Regions from separate parts of the Homo sapiens genome. Here region 2 is linked to region 1. A link is an interaction called in ENCODE POLR2A ChIA-PET data of the cell type or tissue named here. Cell type or tissue: Panc1. All regions are shown on one strand. Links, peaks and the distances in the headings refer to the core of each region. The heading gives the core; the rest is flanking DNA.

Evidence for each region. ChIA-PET counts read pairs that join two places held together with the same protein. Peaks named below come from ENCODE experiments on the same cell type or tissue, not always from the same donor. Only the 100,000 strongest peaks of a DNase experiment are listed, where the experiment ranks them.
Region 2: POLR2A ChIA-PET joins it to region 1 with 13 read pairs; 2 of 35 experiments call an interaction of 5 or more read pairs at or near these places.

The regions. Positions count from the first base shown.
Region 1 is chr10:107,173,471-107,176,397 of GRCh38, forward strand. It overlaps a transcript of SORCS1 not described here. Among named protein-coding and RNA genes, the nearest start is that of SORCS1, 10 kb to the left of the region's middle. In Panc1, for the core only: no CTCF peak of the experiment used is centred there; no DNase peak of the experiment used is centred there.
Region 2 is chr10:107,090,919-107,093,845 of GRCh38, forward strand. The region is part of intron 1 of SORCS1 (sortilin related VPS10 domain containing receptor 1); the gene reads right to left. Among named protein-coding and RNA genes, the nearest start is that of SORCS1, 72 kb to the right of the region's middle. In Panc1, for the core only: no CTCF peak of the experiment used is centred there; a DNase peak (open chromatin) is centred at 1,539.

The sequences.
Region 1 (2,927 bases), core at 328-2,827:
TTTATATATACATTAAAACATCATGTTATACCTCATAAATATATTCAATAACAGCTAAAAGGGAAAAGAAGTTCTTAATATGATGTAATTCAATTTATCAATTACTTCAAACCTTTTCTTTATGGCTAATGCTTTTTATTTTCAGTTTAATAAATCTTTTCCTACCTCATGTTTGTGAAATTTTTTCTAGAAGCTGTATTGTTTTATCATTTATATCTATAATCCATCTGGAATTTCTTTGTATGTATATGGCATGAAGTAAGGTTCAAGGTTCATGTTGTAGTATATGGATATCAATGAACTCAGCACCATTAATTTAAAATTTAAGAATCCTTTTCCTATCATATTGCCATGGCACATTTATTGAAGTCAAGTGACTACGTGTGTGTGATTGTTTCTGAATTTTCTATTCTCCTTAATGCATCAAGTTTGTCAAATTTTGTGCTAACAAAGCACTTCTTAATTATTAGAACATCATAATACATCATAAAACCTGATATGAAGTCCCTTAGTTCTTCCAGCGTGTTCTAGAATCTCATTGTCAACTTCTAGGAATGATGGACTTTTTAATAGGATTGCATTGTATGTATAGATCAATCAGGGATAAATCAGTATTTTAAAAATATTGAGACCTCCCATCCATTAATATATTATTTTTCTGCATTTATTTTGATCTTTAAATTCTCTTAGCAATATTTGTTAGTTTTCCAATATGGAAATCCTGCACATCCTTCTTTTTTTGTCGTTGTTTTTGAGATGGAGTCTTGCTCTGTCACCCAGGCTGGAGTGCAGTGGCGCCATCTCGGCTCACTGCAAGCTTCGCCTCCCGGGTTCACGCCGTTCTCCTGCCTCAGCTTCCCGAGTAGCTGGGACTACAGGCGCCCGCCACCATTCCCGGCTAATTTTTTGTATTTTGTTTAGTAGAGATGGGGTTTCACCGTGTTAGCCAGGATGGTCTCGATCTCCTGACCTCGTGATCCACCCGTCTCGGCCTCCCAAAGTGCTGGGATTACAGGCATGAGCCACCGCACCCGGCCACATCTTTCAATACATTTATTTTCAGTTACTTAAGGTATTTGGTGGCATTGTGACTATGATCTCTTTATCTTAATTTTTAATTGATTATTGCTAGAATATAAAAACAAAATTAATTTTATATTGACCTTATATCTGGTGAAATTGTTAATTATACTTATTAATTTTAATAATTTTTAGGGCCCTTTAGAATTTTTATGTACTTAAGGATATGTGCATATTAAAATTCTACTTCTCTATTTGAAATATATCTACCATTGATTGGTTGATGATTGTTTGGCTAGCAAGATGAATATGATATTGAATAGAAATGGTAATAATTTAAAATATTGTATGGGGAAAATTGGCTCAAGAGCAGGGGGAAAGGTTTTATTATTTCACTGTGAAGTATGCTGTTTACTGGAGTTTTTCTTGCCAATCACTTTATTATATTAATTTTTTAAATTCCTAATTTGCTGACATTTTAACAACACGAATAGGTTTTGAATTTTATTATATGCCTTTCCACATCTTGCAATATGGTCACGTTTTTCTCCTCTGTTCTGTCAATATTAACTAATTATCAAATGTGAAGCTAATTTTACCTTCCTAGAACAAACTCCACTTGAACAAAACATTTTATTTTATTATAGTGTTGAATCTGATTTGTTTATATTTTGTTTAGGATTTTTGCAAGTATATTCATGAGATATCCTGTCTTTTAATTCCCTTTTGTATAATGTCCTTAATGGATTTTGAAATCAAGGTTAAAGTGGCACCATAAAGCAAGCTGATAAGAGTTCACCCTTTCTCTATATTCTGGGGGAGTTCGTGTAAGATTAGTGTTATTTCTTCCTTATTTGTTTGAATGAAATAACCACTGACATTACTTGGATCTGGAGTTTACTTTATGGGAAGCTTTATTTACTATTTATCAACCTATTTAGATTTCTTTCTTTCTTTCTTTCTTTTAGATGGAATCTCGCTCTGTCACCCGGGCTGGAGTGCAGTGGCGTGATCTTGGCTCACTGCAACCTCTGCCTCCCAGGTTCAAGTGATTCTCTTGTCAGCTTCCCGAGTAGCTGGGATTACAGGTGTGTGCCACCATGCCTGGCTAATGCTTGTATTTTTGGTAGAGACGGGGTTTCACCATGTGACCCAGGCTGGTCTCAAACTCCTGATCTCAAGTGATACTCCCACCTTGGTCTCCCAAAGTGCTGGGGATTATTGGTGTGAGCCACCGTGCCCAGCCAGTTTATTTCTTTTTGTGTTTGTTTTGGTACATTGTGTTTTTCAAATACTTTATTCATTGCATCTGAATTTTCAAATCTATTGATATAAATTTGTTTTATTATTGTATTACTCTTATCATTTTGCTATCTGTTAGATCTATATTAATGTCCTCTTCTTGATTTCTGATATGGGTAATTTTTGTTTTCTTTCATTGTCCTTGATCAAACTTACTAGAAGTTTATCAGGTTTATTAATTGTTAAAAGCAAATTTGAGTTATTCTTTTGTATATTTTGCTTTATTTCTGCTTATATACACACATATATATGTGTACATATATTTGAAACTTTTTATTCCCCTATAATCACTGCTTTAGCTGCATCTCACACGTTTTGATATGACCCACTCATTACCACTTAGTTTAACTTTTAAAATATCTCCATTGTTATTTCTTTTTTGATTCATGAGTTATTAAAAAGTATTATATGTAATCCTTCCTTCCTTCCTTCCTCCCTCCTTCCCTGTTTTCCTTCCTTCCTTCCTTCCTTTTCTCTTTCTTTCTTCCTTCTTTTCCTGCCTTTCTTCCTTTCTCTCTTTCTTTCTCTCTCTCTCTCTTTCTTTTTTTCTTTTTTTTTTGAAACGGGCTTTCCTGTCGCCCAGGTTAGAGTGCAGTGCAGTGGTG
Region 2 (2,927 bases), core at 96-2,595, 83 kb before region 1:
TACACACACACACACACACACACACGTACACACACAATTGGTGAGTGAAATGAAAGAAAAGATAGCCAGTGACCTAGAAGAGAGTAAACACATGGGAAAGAAAAGCTCTATCTCCATGAGGTGTCTAGAGGAAAAAGTAAAAGCGAGGGAGACCCAAGCCCTCTGTTATGGTTCATCATGGGAAAATACCAACAAAAGTAGTTCATGCAGCATCCTTTACCACATTTTGTCACAAATCTCATCACGCAGCTGCTGCTGACATGACTCTTCTACTAATCCCTTCCTGCCTATGCAACAGAGCTGGTGAGTAGCCCCATTTGAGCCTTCCCTGATAAATCCCATAATCCTCACCACCTGCTTATGGGTTCCCCAGCATCGGTGATGACTGACTCCTTAGGATTCAAAGCAAATGCTGCTGTCCTCTCTCCCTTTTCTATGAGTCAGCCTTCTGATGATAACAATCCATTGTTTCATCATTTAATGTGGTCATATAAACAGGAGGAGGATGGCTGAGATTAAGATGGGACATTAATTTCCATTTCCTGGAGGATAAATCTTCTGATGTTTCCAAACTTGTGCCTCTGGCCTCCTGACAGTCCCATAAACTTGGGAAGATGAATGGAGTGTCTGTTTTAAAGTCATCTTTAACATTTTATGCATGGGCATGAACTTCAAATTCCAGAGACCGAGTTCATTTGCTGCTACATTAAGGATCCAGGTGGAGGAGAATAAGTCACCGAGATTCAATCATCTTCTGAAATATTGCTTACCTGAGAGTCCCTTCAAGATAGAGTAACTGCTGGAGACCCCCATGTGCCTCTAACAGCTGGACTTTGGTCCTTCAAAGCCTAAATGATCCATTTGGCTACATTTTATTTTCTTCAACTCTTTTCACTCTTCCAGATGGTAAAATGCAAAAATCTTAATATTCTGCAATGGCCAAGTAGCTGCCACACAGTTTCATGACCCATCACTCACTCTCTGATTATCCTGTCTTTATGTATGAATGAGCTCCTACATAATGCCATCAGAGTACACGACACTGCACATCAGTATCTAGCAGAGTACCTACAGGACCAAAACAGGCCAGTAAATCTAAGAGATTTCCGAGAAGAGCTGCAAAGGTGATTTAAGAATATTGAAAGTTGATTTAGGAAGGAAGATAAAAAGATCTCTTGCTTAAGCCAACTATGAAAATGTGGTAAAGCAGGTACATCCATACATCTGAAGTTCAGAAATGCTTCTAAGCAGAAGGATTGGAAGCCATACTAAAGGCAACTGCAAAATTGGAGCTTAGGAAAGAGAGAGACTCTCAAACTGCATGATACATCCTCTGTGTGATTCTAAGATGCCAAGAACGCTTCAGGAGCTGATGTTGCCCAAGACTGACACGAGCTCTTTCTGCAGTGAAAACCAGGATGAGAGACAAGAATTCTTCAGGAGATCATTGTTTATGGTTGTGGAAGCTGAGTAGTATTGAGGGATAATATCATCCATATTGCATGGTGAGAGGCAATGCAAGCATAGGGCTTGGCACACACTTAAGTGCTGAATGCATGACAGCTAGTGCTGCTCTACTCTCAATGGTATCGTTCTCCCTGCCTTGCACATGACAAGGCTGCAGTCCAATATGCCTGCCAGTCAGATGCTGGGCTCCTTCATTCTTCTTACTGAGCTCCCATTCAGGAATCAAACACATACTACAGATTAGCAAAGAACAGGCTTAAGAACTAAGCAACCTGCTGTGAGAGAGCTATCACAACTTTATTTTTACACCCTTTTCTCAATAACCATAAGATGCCAAGTATATCTTTTTGTGGCTTTTCACTGGAAAACCAAGTGCAGGACTTGAGAAACAGAAGGCTTTATATTTTACTTCTAAGTACCTATGCCAGACAAATCCTGAAAAGCACTTTCAGCTTTTTGGAAAATATTCCCAGGTTCACGGGCTAAAAGAAGACCATGAAAAAAAAAAAAAAAAAAAAAAACCTTACTGCTTCATGATTCCAACTTTTCTCAAGTTCAATAAGGAAAGAAACCATAGCAATAATAATGCCAGGTAATGATTTAAGTTTTATGAGCTAGGGAGCTTTCTTTGGTACTTTTCAGTCATTTCTCATTTAATCCTTACAAAAGCCTCATGCAGCTTATGCTTTAGTGGAATTCTTCAAGATTCCATTGCTAGTAAGCACTCAAACTACAATTTGAACTCAAGCCGCCTGACTGCAGAGCCATGATTTTTTTTAACCAAGATGCAGTACTGGTTCCCAAAATGTATGACTGATTTCCACATATATGCCCAGCACATACACACTTCGATTGACCGACAGTGCTGCATCCCTGGTCTGAAACATCTCCGGTCTGAAACATGCTTCAATGTCTGAAATAGCATCCTGAATGACATCTCTTCATTATACCCTCTCCCCTTCACTCTATTCTCAACTAGAGCAATTCACTTACAAAGCGAGTCTTTCGGCCAGGCGTGGTGGCTCACGCCTGTAATCCCAACACTTTGGGAGGCCGAGGAGGGCAGATCACAAGGTCAAGAGATAGAAACCATCCTGGCCAACACAGTGAAACCCTGTCTCTACTAAAAATACAAAAATTAGTTGGGTATGGTGGTGTGTGCCCGTAGTCCCAGCTACTTGGGAGGCTGAGACAGGAGAATCGCTTGAACCCGGGACAAGGAGGTTGCAGGGGGCTGAGATCACATCACTGCAGCCTGGCATCCAGCCTGGCGACAGAGTGAGACTCAGTCTCAAAAAAAAAAAAAAACTGAGTCTTTCATGTCACTCCCTGTTTGAAATCTCCCTCAGAATAAAAGCCACATTCCCTATGGTGGATGGAGAAGCCTTACACAATCTGCCTATCACTACCTCTTCCACCATGATCTCTCTGGCCTCATCCCTTTCTGTTCTCTACCTCCT